2 separate regions of the Mus musculus genome follow, and region 1 is linked to region 2. A link is a loop called in an ENCODE intact Hi-C map of the cell type or tissue named here. Cell type or tissue: heart. All regions are shown on one strand. Links, peaks and the distances in the headings refer to the core of each region. The heading gives the core; the rest is flanking DNA.

Region 1 (8,324 bases), core at 35-8,034, 110 kb before region 2:
TTTCTAGGCAAATGAAATAGTGCCTCACTCTCTGCCCCGCTGGAAAATGACATCCCAGATATCATTTAAGCCGGAAACTTACCAGGCTTTAAAGCCAGGACAAAGGACAATGCTTGCACCCCCCTCCCCTTTTTATGTCTCCATGATCTTTTCGGGAAGGGTGGATCCCAGAAGCACTCTAGGTCCGGGGTAAGTCCAAGGCTTCGGGTGGCAGGGTTGCTGCCACAGGCCCGAGTCCCAGCCGCGGAGAGCCCGGCAAAGTCAAGTAATTGTTTTTCCCCTTCCGCTAATAAGCTTTTCAGTAGGGGAAGAATTCAGCTTCCTGTAGTCAACAGACCCTTTTTTTCCCTGCCTCTCCTCACTCCAAATAATCTAAAGTGACTGCAATTCCAGCCCTGCCTCTCCAGCATTCAGCTCCACCAGCTGGGGTCACAGGGTGTCAAGTGAGGGCTCTCCTTTTCTCTTCTGCTCTGCCTGTACGCCGCCCGTGCTTCTTTGTAACTGAGGCAACCTTCCTCTCTGGCCCAGCCATTATGTGGGCAGCACATGGGCTGTGCATTCCAGGAAATGTCTCTTACGACCCAGACAGCACCGGAGGGGGGATCTCTTCACTGGGAACTAAACAACTGATTCGGAACGGCCAACCTGGGATACCGGAGGCTGGTGACCCGCATTGCCCATCTTAGGAAATCCACGGTCGCGAGATGGTCAGGCGTGTTAACGTGGGCGGCTGCTCGTGGGACTCTTTGGTTCAGCTTTCTGAAAATGATTCTCATCCCTAGATTCTCTTGTGTGTCTGTCTTTGTGGCTCATGGCGGTGTGGAGGGTACATCTTCATGTGTACATGTGGAAGCCAAAGACACTGTCTAGCGTCTTCGATAGCTTTTCTGCCTTTTTCAAGACACGGCCTCTCTCTGAAATTGGAGCTCACCTTCAGTCCTAGAAATCTTCCACCTCCTGCCTCTGCCTCCCTAGCACCAGGAATGTGGGTACATACCTCAGCACCTTGCTTTCACCCCGTTTTTTACACGGGTGCTGGGAACCAGGCTTGGGTTTGCATGGCAAGCACTTTGCCCACTGAGCCATCTCTCTAGCCCTCTGTTCCTAAATTCTTTGTCTTAAGGTCTTGCTAAGTGCTCCCGTGGTCAGTACTTCCAGGCCTAGTTCTTTGTTGAATCGTCTGCAAGTGGATGAATAACTGGGAAAGCAACCCTGCTCACACCTTGCCTCATTTCAAAACACAACTTCTACTGAGGAAGGCAGCAATGAGGTGTGTCCCTTCAGTGTCTTCAAAGAGGGAGACCTGAAGAGCACAGAGCTGAAGGCCAGCAAGCACACAGAGAGATGGAGCAAATGACAGACAACACAGGTGTGGGGAACCCTGAGGGAGGCCATGTTAGGTGCCTGCCCTGCAGGTGCACAGAAAGACGGCAGTGTGCAAACACACACGAGACTTCCTCCTGGAACTAAGGCATCAAGTGGGAGACAGAGGCAGGACCACAGCCCCCTGCATCCTTCTTCCGACCACCATACCCAATGGATATGCAGGCTGGAAGGGGGCGGGGGTGGGGGAGGCTGTCTCTTTGTATCCACACAAACACCTGCATCCCCACCCCAACACTGTGCAGACCCAATGCAGTGTGTCCTTACTCCTGGCCGCAGACAGGCCTGTGATGGGAATTTATTTCCCTCAATTAGGAGCTCTTGTCCTCGGTCTCAGTTCATCAGCATGGTGCAGCCAAGTCAATGAATGGTTCCACAATGAGGTAATCACATGCACAGGGACGGCTGCCGGGCTGGCAGGGGCTGTAGCCACGCCCAGCCACGCCCAGCCCAGCCACGCCCAGCCCAGCCACATGGGCTCTTCACCTGGTCCCTGCAGGTCACCGCTCACCCCGCCTGTCCACGGAGCCTTTTCTTTGACCTGGTCACAGAAGCTTTAATTGCAGAGTGAGGATACAGGCAGCTGGGCACATGGGGGCTAACCCAGCGACGGTGATGCGCTCGCTTGCTCCCTGTCCTTTATCACTACCATGAGAACCAGCCCCACGCCCAGCTAGGTGACATACACTTGTGCCTGATGGGGGACACGGTAGCCACACAGCATCCACTTGGCTGAAGTAATGCAATCCACCGTTCCGTTCCACAGACGAGGAAACTGAGACTGAGAGAGGCTCAGGGACGGGTGAAGGGCACAGGCTGGGGGCCGACAGGGCTAATGCCAAGGCACATGTTTCTAATGGTTGGTTATGTTTTACAACTACCACTGTGGCTTACAGGGGAGCACACTCCCCTGCCATCTATTGTCAGCCCACTGGCTGTTCACCTGTGACACCTACCCTAGGCACGAAGGCCAGCCAGAGCAGTGACTGAAGGCAAGGGTCACACAGGTTCTGGAGGCCAAGGCCTGACAGGTTTTGTTGGCCACTGCAGGGCCAGAGTCTTTGAACACACGGCCACCGACTTCTCTTCCTCCTTTTCCTCCTCCTCTTCCTCCTTCTCATTACATCTTCCTGTGAGCACACACTACCTTGGGCCCAACTACCATGGCATCTGGCCTTGGTTGCAGTCCTCTTCACATGGAGGCCCCCAAAAAGTTTCCCCACAGAAAGGCTACCATATGCTGATAAATACACGTGAGTCTGATAAAGCCGGCTCCAGGGTGAAGAGATGCACATGGGAAGGGGACTACCACCCACCCGCTGCCTAGGCTTGGTGTCGTACTGAGACATGTCTCGATGCCTGGTAAGCCAGCAGTGGTCACCAGGCGCCAAAAACATGCACGGGGCAGCTGAGAGGATAACACGAGGAATGAGAGTAGGATTCAAGATGGCGGCAGGGGAATCCAGGATTGTAATGGCACAAAGATACATACATCAGCCACCATGGCAGATCCTTTTGTGCATCCCTTTTCTAAAAGCTGTATTGCCTGTGATGTAACAGGAGCCTCTACAGAGGCCCTGAATTAGCCCTTATGGAACTCGGAGGGGGACAATCAACAGAAACTCAGAGTTGGGTGGGGAACTGTGTTTTCTTACACTGGCTGTTGTGGATGTAAGTCTGCTCAGCTCCCTGCACAGAAGAGAGGCCTCTCCTAGTGAACTCACACTCCCCTCTGTGGTTGGCTCCATAGGCCTCCCTCTTCCCTGTCTCAGGGATATGGCTGGACAGCCAGGTTTGGTAGAAAAGCACAGAGCTGTGTGTGGCTCTCACCAGGGCTGGCCAACTTGCTGTTCCGCTCGCCAAGAGAGGAGAGGGACTGGAGACAGGCCAGGCAGGGGGGAGGAGGCAGTGGGAGTCAGGTAAAAAGTGCCTACCTTTGGGAGCCCCTTCCAGGCCTGCCAGGGATGTAGCAAAGGCAGAAAGACTAGGCTGAGAGCCAGAGCAGGGTCAGGAAGGTATGCCCCCCCCCAAGGTGGGGGGCAAATGATAGAGCCTGGGGGGTAGAGGCCAGAAAGTGGAAACTCAATGAATAGGAAGCAAAGACTGGGCCAACTCTGTCCAAGGAAAAGCTAGTGTGGGTTTTCCTCATTGAGCAAAAGCCAGAAGAGGCAGCTCGCCAAAGCCAGGCTCCACCCCACCCCACCCCCCATTTCATTTCACCAAAACTGTGTTTGGGGAAGGGGCCAGGACAATCACTGGAGCCTTAGCTTGGCTCGTTCCTTTTACAGTGCATTTCCCAGAATAAACCACCCCAAGGCTTCATCTATCTCCAAAAAAGGAAACTGCTAAAAACCCTTCTTTCTGTCCAGCCCCTGAATCACACAGACAGAGAGCCGCCCCCACCTCTGGGTTTGGGGATGGGGAGCAGAGGAGGTCGAGGGGCGACTGCTTAGGTCTGACCCTAATTGCTCTTGTGGATGCTGTGCAGTGTGGGGGGCTGATCCCCACACTGAGCAGTTAGGGACTTCCCAAAGCATTAACCTTTCTTGGAGTGTACTGTACTGGGAGGTGCTCCCTCCGCCGCCTATTCAGGGGCCCTATTGATTCACTGCACACTCGGTGCCTTCAAAGTTGTTTATGATCAATATGCAAATTGCTCATGGCATTGATCTAGTATTAATTTTCAATTAGGGAATCCACAAGGGGTCTCTGAGGGTCAATACCTAACAATGCAAAGCGAACTCCGCTGCAGAGAACCACCCGGGCCTGATGTTGCTAAAAGCTTCCCTAAGCCACCTCCTTCTATGGCCAGGCCCTCTGGGCTGCTCCTGTGCATGGCTCATTTGGTTCCCTGTGAAGTCAGGACCCCTTCATTCGGCAATCTCGCAGGCTGGATCCGTGGCTGCTGCCCTGTGCCACCACCACCCCCAGGCAGTGCCCAAGGAACCCTTCCTGGCCTTCCAGTGTGCTCCCCTGACATCCAGCCTCTTGAGTTGGTGCCCCCGGGCATGCCTCCTCAGCTCCCCGGCTCCCCATGCCACACCCTGCCCAGACCACTCTCTCCCCCGGCTCCCCAACCACACATACCTTCTTCCTCCCTCTCTCCCTCTCCCTTGTTTCTGCTTAGTCACGGAACGTCACCTTGGCATGCTGCCACGGCTGGAGCTGGCGAGCTGCATGGTCCCCAGAAATCTCAGGCAGTCAGGCAGAGCCGCCAGGCTGCCAGGTTATACTTGGCAATCACCCCACTGATGTCATTTCAGAAAACCAGGGGAAGGGAAAGGGCCCCGGCTTCAAATCATCTGTTTCTCTTTTCTTTTAGCAAAAAAGAAAAAAAAATTCTTCCTAGTGAAACGTGGGGGTTGGGGGGCTTAATTACTTTACCAACCTTGCTCATGGTTCCCAGAAGAGGCCATGGCCCGCCCTCCAGGAGCGCAGGGGAATGCCTGTGAGCTTCAGATGGGGTGTCCTCAGGGAGAACATGCCCAGCTGGGACCAGAGTGACCTGGGGACTCAGTCATTCCATTACACCCCTAACAGCCCTTTGGAGACCTGTAGGAAGGCTGTTCAGCGGAAGGGTAGGAAGAGAAACGCATCTATCCAGCTGCGCCTCCAGGTGTGGGGCTCTGCTGCACTCCAGTGTTGGGGCTCAGCAAGCTGGCAGCCTTTTCTCTCTGCCAGGATCAGAGATGTTTCCTTTCTCCACCTAGAACACTCTGCAGAGGGCTAGGATCTCTTCCGTGGAGCTTCCTGAAGACCCAAACCATGCCACATGGGTAGTTAGTTATCTGCCCGCTTTCTGTGATGCCATGCATTGGGCTAATCTCTGCGCGTTAGCTAGCTAGGCTAATTGGTTTATGGATAACATTAATTACCATGTTGCTCATTAATGGATGAAATCTTTATTGGTGCCATTGATCAGGAGACTTGTTAGCTGGCCTCCTAACCAATGGTGGATGTAACAAGCTCTCTTATTGGCATATCAATTAATTCAATCAATTCCTGGCCAGCGGCTGCCATTCGGTTTCCGAGTTGCTCAGGGACAGGAGACAGAGCCATGTCCAGCATGCCTGGACTTGAGCTGTCTACCAAAGCCCAGCTGGTCTGGGTGCTATTCAGGGTTCATCTAACAGAAAACAAATGTCCTTTTCTTTCCCCTGCTCTTGCATTTGAAAACCATCCTTCTATATTTTAGGGATGACAGAATGGTTTTGTTGTGTGTGTGTGTGGGGGGGGGGGGCGGCTATGAGCTGGAGGGAGATAGTGGAGGGACTGGGGCAGGAAACAGAAGGACTGGAAAAGTCAGATGTGTCTGCAGAAGGGGCCAACACAACAGTCTGATCCCCAGGCTGGAACCTGGCCATGCTCGCACGCAACCATGGGACCAGCATGAAAACACCTACTCCAGCCATCAGCTCTTGGGACAATCTAGGGCACTGTCTCAAGCCACTGGCCTCTTCGGAGCAGTCACACCAGCTGTTCTGTGCACCGTGGACACGCGCACTAATACCCAGCAATTACAGGCATGAGTTGAAAATAGTATCACACACATCTTTCAATCTGAGCTCCTGCATACAAAAAGACTACCACATCAGCAACAACCACTGCCCATTGGCATCACATGATCAGCTAACCTACATGCAGAAGCGGAACTCTGCTGTTTCAAAATATATACAATAGACCAGTTCAACCATACCTATATGATGGCAGCCATAGTCGGGGAGATGTTGTCAGGCTCAGTGAGTGTTTAGGTGCACTGTTTTAGAAAAGAATTGGGGTGCTGCAGACATGGGGTGTGCAGAGTTAGAGCTGGACCCAAGTGACTTCTAGTAACTACGAATGCCAGAGAATTATCACGACGGCAGAGGGGGTGAGCCAAGCCTTCGGCTTTGAGAAAAAACATGGAGACTGCCTAGCTCTCAAGACACAGTCTTCAAAGTACTAACTGGAGTTCACCGCCAAAACCAGCACTTGAAATATTACTCCAGGCCTGTTTCTAAAGTTTAAGCATGTTTTCTTTTGTTTTGTTTTGGGGGGGGGGTTTAAAATTAAATTTAAAAAAGGAAGAAATGACTGTTCCACTCTGTGGTACTAATGCTATTTGTAAACTTCGCAAACACGAGCATTTAGTTGAAGGACAGTTTGTACAAGCGACAAAAGCCAGCGAGGAGAGGGTGTCATGGAGAAAGAGAGCAGCCGTTTCCCCAGCAGTGACAGAACACAGGCGCTGGCTGAGGCCATGATGGGGGACGTAATTCTTAGCGTTTGAAAGCACAGCTCGGGGCTTCTTGGATAAACAGTGGAAATGTTTCCTCTCTTTTATAAATAGAAAATGACATTTTTTTTTCCAAGTGGGACATCAGCACTTCCACAGTCTCGGGACAGAGGAAGAGTCTGGTCCTAAACAAGGACAATGCCCCGGGTAGGTGTCATCCTCCCAGACAGCAGAAGGAAGCAAGCAAGAGGCCTCACTGGGGAAGTTCCTCTCTGCATAGGAGAAGGCTTGTATGGGGGCGCCTGCTGGGGGTGACACAGTGGTCTCTACTTCCAATGAGAACAATCCTGGGTCCTTCTGATGGCAAAAAAAAATCCCAATATACGTCAAAGAATATATGATGTCTGAACTGCTCTCTGGCACCCACAAATACAGGAGTTCTGCCTTCCTTTTTTTAAAATTCTGATTTAATCTTAAATACTGTAATAGCAAAGCACAAGTGCATGAGCCAAACTTTAATTCACTGGAGTTCTCTTAACCAGCCGGAGGGCCAAGGTAACTAGTTTTGTTAGGAACTTTGCTTAAAACACTTGACACGTTGGCCTGACAAAACTCTTGGGAGATTGCAAGTCGGGTTACTTAAAACCACTACTGTTTGGAAGTGCTTCTGTGTGAATGGGGTTTATGTAATAACGGAGCGAAACCACGACGCACAGGGAAAGCAGGAGCTGCACCGGTACTACTGAAAACTATCGTCTGAAATTTCACGTAGGTCCCCCTGGACACGCGTGACTTTGCTCTCATTCTCTGACACGAGTAAATGTCACAAATATGAACTCTCGTAGTAATAATAGGGACTTTAAAAAATGTCTACACATTGGCTTGCAACTAAGGTTTTAATTTTCCTTAATTAAAAATATTCACTTTACGCATGCAGGTGCTTTGACTGAGTATGTCTGTGAACCACGTGTACATGGCTGGTGTCTGCGAGGTCAAAGGAAGTCAACGGATTCCCTGGAACCGGAATTTAAAGATGGTTGTGAGCTTCCATGTGGGTGCTGGGAACCCAGCCCACATCCTCTGCAAGAGGAGCCACGTGCCCTTCATCTCATGGTCATCTCTCTAGTCTGGACTTTTGCATGCTTTCTGCTCTTCCAAAGGACCAGAGTTCAGTTCCCAGTTCTGACACTGAGCATCTCACAACTGCCTGTAACTCCAGCTCCAACAGACCTGACTCCCTCTTCCCGGCTCCGCAGGCACGTGTACAAGTGGCATGCATACCTGAGCGAACACAAAGACGTCACATAAAAATGGAAATAAATCTATTCTTTAAAAGCAGAACTCTAAATTAACAGAGTTTATAAAACCACTGTACCATCTGGTGTGCAGCCCGACTCAGTCTGGAGCGTTGTCTTGGGAGGACCTTCCGGGAGATGCGTGGGTACCCTGAAAAGTTCCCATCAAGAGTTCAACATTCGCCTAGAGTGGATGTGATAGGGGTGATAGTTTCTGTTTTATCTTACTGTATTTTTTTGTTTATGTAAAAAACAAGTATATATGTGTATATATATATGTATATGTATATGTATATATGTAGTGTGTGTGTGTGTGTGTGTGTAAATGAATAGAGGAAAAGCAAGCACTAGGGTAGAAGTTAACAGAACTATCATTTATACCTGCTGGGAGGGGGAATGGGTTTTTCTCCAATGGAATGATACTGTGTACA
Region 2 (8,324 bases), core at 211-8,210:
CTCAGCGGGCGAGGGGAGGCTGCCGAGCCCCAGGTGGCGGTTGTGCTGGATCTGGGTCATGTTCTGTTGAAGCAGCATCATGTTGTGCATGTGTTTCTCACTGGTCATGTGAATGCGGAGGTTCCTGGCCACGTTGGTCTCGTAGTCGCACACCTCACACCGCCACGTGGGTTTGGTTTTTGGTTTGGTGGGGGAGGGGGCACCGCAGGAGCTGCCGATGTTGGCGGCGGCCGCTGCTGCAGCTGCGGCGGCGGCCGCGGCCCCGGCGCTGTGGCTGAAGACCTGCTCGCCCCCTCCGTTCTGCAGGTTCTGCATGTTGTTGAGATGTTTGTCGGACTGCATATGAATACTGAGGTTGCCTTTGGTAGTTGTGGAGTAGTTACACACCTCGCAGCGGAAAGGCTTGTAACCACACGTGTAGCTCTCGCCTCGTGCCAAGCGCGGGTGGGGCTGCCCGCTTTTGCAGTAGACGCAGGAGCCCCCTGGCTCCGGGTGCTTCTCCTTCATGTGCGCCTCCAGTGTCTGCTGGTACTTATAGTGCCAGTTGCACTTGGGGCACTTGAGCGTCTTACACGAGTTACGAGAATGCATCATGGTCATGTGGCCGCCCAGCGAGCGTGAGGAGCCCAGGACCGTGTCACATTTGGGGCACTCCACACCGCTACCTGAGGGGCACTCCCCGACCCCAAGCTCGCAGAGGGAGCCAGCGTGCTGGTGATGAGGGACAAAGCCCCCATCATCGCCCTCTGTGCTTTCATTTGGTTCTGGTGCTGTGGCACTGTCTTTATTGGCACTTTCGTCAGCGAAGTCCAGCCTCCTGCCCTCTGCCACGTTGGCCCTGACGCCCTCACTGTTAAAGCTTAAACGACTCCTCCTGTTCGCACCATCAAAGACAACAAAGTTAGAAGCAGAGTTAGAAGTAGTAGAAGCTGGGCCCCTCGACAGGGTCTGGAGCACATTAGGCATTAAGGGGGAGTTAGAAATGCTTTGGTTTGAGAGAGCAAGGTCCTTTTTGCTGCTACCACCTGCGGGGGCCCCAGACTCCTCGGAGGGCCTGTCCTCCAGCTCCTCCTCCAGGTCATTTGGAAAGAGTCCTTTGCAGCCCTCCTCTTCCTCTTCCTCTTCTTCCTCCTCCTCTTCCTCCTCCTCCTCCGCCTCTTCCTCCTCCTCTTCCTCCTCTTCTGCCTCCTCTTCCTCGGCTGGCTCTACTTTCTCGGAGAAGCAGTCCTGATGACCCCCCGATTCTTGCTTATCTCCTTCAGCTGCCCCAGAGTCCTTGCCCTCTGAGGATTTGGTAGGACTAGAAGCCAGAGGCCCCAGGGGGACTGAGGTAATGGGGGTCTTCAGGACCGAGCTGGTAAGCCCGCCAAGGTTCAAGAGGGTGCTGGGGGTCAAGAGACCAGCCTGGGGCTGCTCAGGGCCAGCAGCGGCTACGGCTGGGAGGGCCTCCTCCCCTTCCATGCGAATGCCACTAAATTTACCATAAAAACTGTGTCCGGGGCCTATGAGGTTAGCTGTGGAAACTAAAGGGTGTTGAAAGTTTTTGTTTTTTGGTTCCAGAAAACTTACAAGGGGTTCCTTGTCTTTGCCAATCCCTTGGATGATAGCGGAGATGTTCTTATTGCTAAGAAGTTTCCGCTCCTCTTCGCTCAGGGTCATTCGATGGTCGTGCACCGCGTGGGTCACAAATGAACGCACATACCCAAAGGAGAGTTTGCACAGGAAACACATCAAAATGGGTTTCCTCTTGCCGTAGAGCACAAAGCCATCGAATTTGGACAGGTCCACATTGTTGGGAACATCTTTGGATACGCAGGAGCTTTTGGCAGAACCATCGCTGTTCAGGTAATCCTTGTTGCTTTTGTGTCGCACGTCAAAAACGCGGAAGCTGTGCAGGACAGGGCTGAGCCCCGCCAGGGCTGAGGTATTCGGGAAGGCCGGGTCTGAGCCTTCAAACCATTTCCCGAAGGATGAGGCTATGTGGAAAGTGTTGATGATCTGCGGGTACACGGGTGCAGCACACGAAGGGTCCCCTTGTTTCCCCCCCACCCCTGGGAGAGAGTTCAGGAAGAGCGAGGGGACAGCCCCGCTGCCGCTGCTGCTGCCACACGCGGCCCCGCTCTGGGCCAGCTGGCTCAGGCTCTCAACAATGTACGCGGAGCCGTCTGGCTGGTAGACGATCTCCCCGGCCAGGTTCTCCACATCGCTCTCCTCCTCGCCCTCCTCGCTGGTGTCGCTGGCGCTCTCCTCTCGCAGGGCCGGCGGGGGATGCGTGCCAGGGCAGTGATGCTCCATGTAGGTCTGGAGGCTGGAAAAGGAGGCTGAGCACTCGTTGCAGCTGACCTCCTTGCTGGCGGGCTCGGCGGGCGGCCCAGCGGAGGTGCTGCTGTCCGCCAGGCGCTCATTGAAGGGGGCCCTCAGGCTGTCCAGGGGCCCATGGCTCTCGCCTGTGGGCTGCTCCATGCTACTGGGTTTGTCGGGGAGGTGGGCGCTGTTGAGTTCAGTCCATTGCCGGTGCTGAGGGATCCCGCACCCATTGTCCTTCCCCGAGACGACGGGCGAGTCACAGCCTTCCATGGTAAGGCCTGCTTGGAGCTTTCATTGCACCCAGTACGGATCGGACCTGAAGGGCGGAGGCGAGGGGGGGTGGGGAGGAGGGAGAGAGGGGAAAGAGAGAGAGAAAGGAAAGAGGTTAGGAGGGCTGAGGCTAAAGTCCCCGCGTGGGGTGCTCTAAGAAAGCTTCTGTCCACACCCACGACACAAAGCTTGCAGGGCAGAGGGCAGACTGGGGAACATGGCCCCTGCACGGTGCGGTACAGAGAGGGCAAGAGGCACCATGGACGACACAGCCGGGTCCATGCGTTGAGTGGGAAACAGGGAAGCGGTCAGGGATAAGCCCCTTAGACTTCACACTGTCTGTCACTCTACAGTTCGATCCACTGGAATTTTCACTCCATGCCATCAGGGCTTTGAGACAGGCTGGGCAGGGAGCCACAGTGGAAGAGGCTTAGCATCTTTCCAGTACCCAGTGAGGTCATGGAATGACCCGCCCACCCCCCCCCCAATACAGATAACTTACATGAAGCCATCTGTAGCAGATCAATTGCACTGGGGGGGGGCATGGGGGGGGGACACCAGGGAGGATGAGGGGAAGAAGCTGTGGCCACCTTCAGAAAGAGCTGAGTGACATAGAGAAATCAGTGCCCGTGTGTCAGGTTTGGTGAGTTCAAAGGTCTACAGGGGTCAGAGGGCAAAGGTAAAGGCTTAGGTACATCCTGAAAAGGGCCCAAGGGGGACAACGGCCCACATCCCTCCCCATCGGGTCTCGGAAACATCAGAAGTCACATGTCCCAAGCAGTAAACCTTCTAGGGTAAATCCTAACCGAGGCCGGTGCCACGATTCTCAACCATCAAACTGAAGAGAAGACCCCCTCCTTCACCCCCAAATTCCCATCTCCTTCACCCCCAAACTAGAAAAGCTTCCTCGTCTGGAGCTCAGAAGACTTCGCAAGTGAAACTACGAAGGCACCAAGGATGAGGCTGGCCCGACTTTCAATGGGGCAATGCCTCCTTGGGGAGCAATACCTCCTTCTGCCCATCTGCAGGGAGCCTGTTCGCCATGCGCCTTGCATGGGGTGGGTTTCCCCTAGCAAAGGCAGAGACGGCAGCTGGGCTGATGACCAAGGCCCTCTTGCACAGCTGCCTCTTGGTTATTAGTTGCTGCCCTAGCAGCTGTCCTGCAGCCCTGGGGCTTTTCCGTTTCCGACTCCAGAGTGCTACTGAGCTGAACTTGCCCTCTGAGAGTTCATGTCCCTGGGGAAGGTAGCAACAGATCACAGGCTGCCTGGCTCCTGTACCATCACCTCCTCGGGGGTGGTTATGGCCTTGTTGCAGGTCTCCTACAGGTGGCTCAGCACCTGTAGGAGACCTGGTTCAGTCTTTTAGTCACAGACCCCAGGCCATCTGGTCCCTGCTCTGCCATCTAGCTCATTCATGAGCAGCAGACAGAGCTTTTGGCTAGGTTTCATCTCCCTCCATCTCCTGCCAACCTTGTCTTCGACTTTCTGTATTTCTCCGGGCTTGACTGCATAGTGAGCCAACAGCTCCCCCTCGGGAAAAGGAGGAGAAGGCAGGCTTGCAGAGGCCTCCAAAAGGATGTGCCATGATTGGTTTAAGACTCTCACGCACTCACTTGTCCAATCAATCGACTGATAACCTTGGCCTCTGTGATGGTAAAAGTTCCGTGTGCCTTAGAAACGACCTGTTCGCTTCAAACAAATCACCTCACTAAACCAGCCCCAGTGGCAAATGAGACAGGGCTTCCCACAAGGCTTAGCTGGGATCTAGGTGAGAATCGGGGGAGGCTCTTCCTAAGGACATCCCTGATTGGCTGGATGACACCTGATTGACAGTTCAAGCCCAAAAGGATGGCAGGTCTGAAGGGGCGGGAGGGTTAACAGCCCGATTGTAAAATCAATGTCATAAATGCTTGGTAAGTTACAGGAACATGCGGGAAGGGGAGGCCACGATTGATAAAGGAGAACAGCTTTGATGCTGCACCAGGGACTTGTTTATTGACAGCAAAGCCAATCTCCTCTCCAGCCTGGGTTGGGCCAGAGAAACCTGCTAGCATTTACCAATTAATTGGTGGGCTTTGCTTGCCTGGCTCTCTTCTTCCTCCTCCATGAACTGGCCGGCTAAGGGGCTGGGACTTTAAAAACAGAATATAACAACAACAACAACAACGACGACGACGACGACAGAGAGAGAGAGAGAGAGAGAGAGAGAGAGAGAGAGAGAAAGAGAGAGAGAGACTCGTTTAATTTGTTCCCTACTCCCAAGCAAGTTACTAGTTCTGAAAGACAGGGAACTGGGGCATTGGGTCTGGGGGTCGATCCTAGGAAGGTGACAGCCCATAAAGATGCAGGTGGGAAAGAAAGCCCAGTTTCCAGGCCCAGAACGCCTGTGTTAGAGCTTCTCCCCGATACCCACTGACTGCAGGCGAAACTTTTTAAGGAGATGCGTCAATAGCACTGTCCTGAAAAATGCAGGCTCACACCCCACCCCAAACAGACCTGTCAGATACACATCATCTCTGGGGACCCTGAATTAAAGTTTGAGATGCTGTTTCACGACATCTTCACCAGACGACCAGCCTGTCTGTTTCTGTATTGCCAGGGCAGGAAGGCTGCATGTGTCCTCCTGCCTGGGTCCCTAGCAGATGCAGAGAAGAAGGAATAGACTGGGAAGGGGGTGGGGGTGCGCTGACGTGAAGCAATCTCTTCATCCTGCCCAGTCTGGCAGCTCATGGGCCTCGGGGCATCCACTACTCTCCCACCCAGCGAGCTTGCTCTGTTTATCAGCCAGTCAATAAGAAAAAGGTAGTTCTTACTTAAGGAGGCAGAAGTCAACTCGGCAGGTCGATCAGCGCTCTGTCTGTAAACATGGTTTCCCGTAAAATCAATGCTCTTCAGTTACAGAGGGCGGCCTGGGAACCAAGTGGGTCCCCACACTTTCACAGGAAGCCCTGCCACTCAGCATTCACAAACCTCTCCTCAGCCCCCTAAGCCCTCCCCTCCAGCCCTGACCCCATCCCACAGACACTCCAGTCTGGCTCACCCGGAACTCTCAACCCTTCCTGCAGGCCAATTCTTGGTCCCCTGGCTACTCCCGCAGGTTCCCTTTAAATGGCCTCAATAACTACACTCCAATGCTACTTGTTTAGGAATTCAGTTCAGATTTTATAAAAGCACATCTTTCCGATGACAAAATTCAAGGGTAGACACGGAAGCGATCCATCAGGCGTTTGTGCGCACGCACTGTTGCTCCCTTCTTTGCTCTGCGGAGCATTTAAATCTGCCATTGAAAAGTACTCAGTGCACAGGAATTCCGGCACCTTAGGAATCCCCCAATACAAAGGGGGGGGGGTATTGTGTGAGAATATCAAGGTTCCCTGTTTTAAGGCCCACTGCAGTTTTGGAAATATCAATCTCTTTTAAAAAGATTGCTTTGCAAGGATAGAATGCTACTACCAGGTCTGCCACACTCGCCTGGGCAACTATCTCCCTCTTTAAAGTGAGAGGGTGTTTGTTGTAAGGAAAGTTCAGTTTTATTCCATGAAGGAGGCAGGGGGGAGGAGGGAGAGATGAATGAAATGCCTCAGTTCTGGTAGGCTGAGTAGGGGTGTGTGGTTCTAAGGAAGGGGAGGGGGCTCCTGCTGCTCCAGCTCCCATCGAATTAAACATGAACAGTCACACTGTGTAATTTTAAATTGTTAATTAGCACAGGGTTAATTAGGCGGTCCTTTCACGAGGGGCTGTTTGGCAGGAAACCAAGAAGGGAAACAAAGGGGAAAGCAAGAAAAACAAAGAGAATAGAGACAGCAAGAGAAACTGTTGCCTACGTGGAGAACCTGCAGGGCATCACCAGAGAAGTCAGCCAGCAGGCAAAGGTGCCTGGTCCTCTGGGGACTCCTTGCCCTGCCCTAGGGAGAAATACAAGGATCACCCTTCTCCTGGGACCCAGGCAGTGCACAGCACATGCTGCCAACATGTTTTGACTCAGCAATTTCTCCATTCCAGGAATTTATTCTAAGGAAACAACCCGGGAGATGTGTGGACATATGAGATTGTTCATAATAAGATTTAGGACGAAAAAAAAAAGGGGAGAGATGGAAATAATCGGGCAAAAAACAGAGAATAAATAAATTAGAGTTCATGGAATTCAACATGTTATAAGGCTGATGATGCTGAAGAAAACGTTTACAAGCACTGCAAGCTGATCAGCTGCAAATGGAGTAAAGTGTGCATTGCTAAACATAAAGCCATCATCATGTATTTCTATGAAAAAATGTTAGGAAGGTAAATTCGAGAAGGTGGGGTTATGGGTGAGTTCATTTCCTCCCTGTGCCTATATTTCCCCAAAGCTTTTTTAAAGGCTTTATAATGGAAACATCACTTAATGAGTTAGGTACCGAATCAGTATCAACAGGCTTAATCATAACTGCTCTAGGGTGGGTGCTATTCTTATACCCATTTCAGAGATGTAAAATTGAGGTAGCCTAAATGACAAAGCCAGATAGCTGCTGTAGGATCTGTGTTCTTAGCTACTCGGGATATTTTTTCTTTGATGTCTGCTGTGAGAAAAGACAACAGCAAAGCATGCTGATAGCCAGTCTTTGCATTAGATCTTCATGTGCCCAGAGACTGTTTCAAGATCGGGGACTGCTCAGACCTACCAGTCCGAACAGGAGAACTTAAAGTGGCCCTCTTTGTTTTTTCTGCATAGCATCAGAAAGCTAGAAGAGACCGCGTGAACAGAGAAGCCACACGGACGGCAGGTCCCATGTCCTCGCTTCTTTTCAAGAAAGGAGGGGCATAGTGGGACCGAAGAGATGGCCCAGTGGTTAAGAAAGCTCACTGCTCTTTTAAGGACCTAAGACCCCAGCTGGGCTCACAATACCCTCATCAGGCAGCTTACGACTGCCTGTGAGTCCAGCTTCTAGGGATGTGGCACCTCTAACTTCCTTGGGCACCTGTACTCATGTACATGTCAAATGAGAAGAAACAAAAAATAAAACAGGAATGCAGGGTCCAGAGAGATGGCTCAGTGGCTAAAAGTACCTGCTCTTCAGTCCCCAGAACCAAAGGTAGGAGGACAAAGCCAACTCCTAAATGTTACCCTCTGACCTCACACACAGTGTGCCAATCCACTGTCACACGTGCCTACATGCGCATCATAAACGTGCAATAATAATAACAATAAACCTGGAAACTGAAAAGGGCATAACTTAAAAGCTGTACACCTAGAGATGCATCCGCAAGCTCGCTCGCTCGCCCATTATTTAAAGTGAAGCTAGCATATGTCCGGATAGATATGTTCTCCTGAGGAGGAGGCTACAAATGAGCATGGCGTGCATAGTAAGTACAGTGCCTCCCAAAGCCAGACAAGGGAAAGAGTGATGTATGGGAGCATCATTGTCAAAGTTAAAAGAATGGGCTGGGTGTGGCAGCGCGCGCCTTTGATCCCAGCACTTCGGAGGCAGATGCAGGCGGATCTCTGCGAGTTCCAGGACAGCCTGGTCTACAGAGAGCCCAGGACAGCCAGGGCTATTACACAGAGAAACCCTGAGTGCAAATTCTCCCTAGGTTTAAACAGCTTCCTCTGAGTGAGGGGAAACCTCTCGGCAAAGGAGGAGAGCCTTGGCAAACGGCCCGTGAGAGCACACATAAAGGAAACCAAGCAGAGACTTGGCGACCTGAGAAACCCAGCTAAGAGTGTTCAGTGAGGTTCCTGAAGATTCCCATCTCAAGGACAAGATCTCT

What was found. Peaks named below come from ENCODE experiments on the same cell type or tissue, not always from the same donor. Only the 100,000 strongest peaks of a DNase experiment are listed, where the experiment ranks them.
Region 1: a loop joins it to region 2, with 2.0 times the contacts of the local background. A loop is called at or near these places in 4 of 42 quality-filtered maps.

The regions. Positions count from the first base shown.
Region 1 is chr8:108,892,860-108,901,183 of GRCm38, reverse strand. The region is part of intron 4 of Zfhx3 (zinc finger homeobox 3); the gene reads right to left. Among named protein-coding and RNA genes, the nearest start is that of Mir3108, 40 kb to the left of the region's middle. In heart, for the core only: no CTCF peak of the experiment used is centred there; a DNase peak (open chromatin) is centred at 4,543; H3K27ac peaks cover 5,300 bases.
Region 2 is chr8:108,786,501-108,794,824 of GRCm38, reverse strand. It overlaps Zfhx3 (zinc finger homeobox 3), which reads right to left. Exons shown (of 10, transcript NM_007496.2): 2 at 1-2,623. The coding sequence starts at 2,577. Among named protein-coding and RNA genes, the nearest start is that of Zfhx3, 76 kb to the right of the region's middle. In heart, for the core only: a CTCF peak has its summit at 4,110; DNase peaks (open chromatin) are centred at 3,764 and 4,034; H3K27ac peaks cover 249 bases.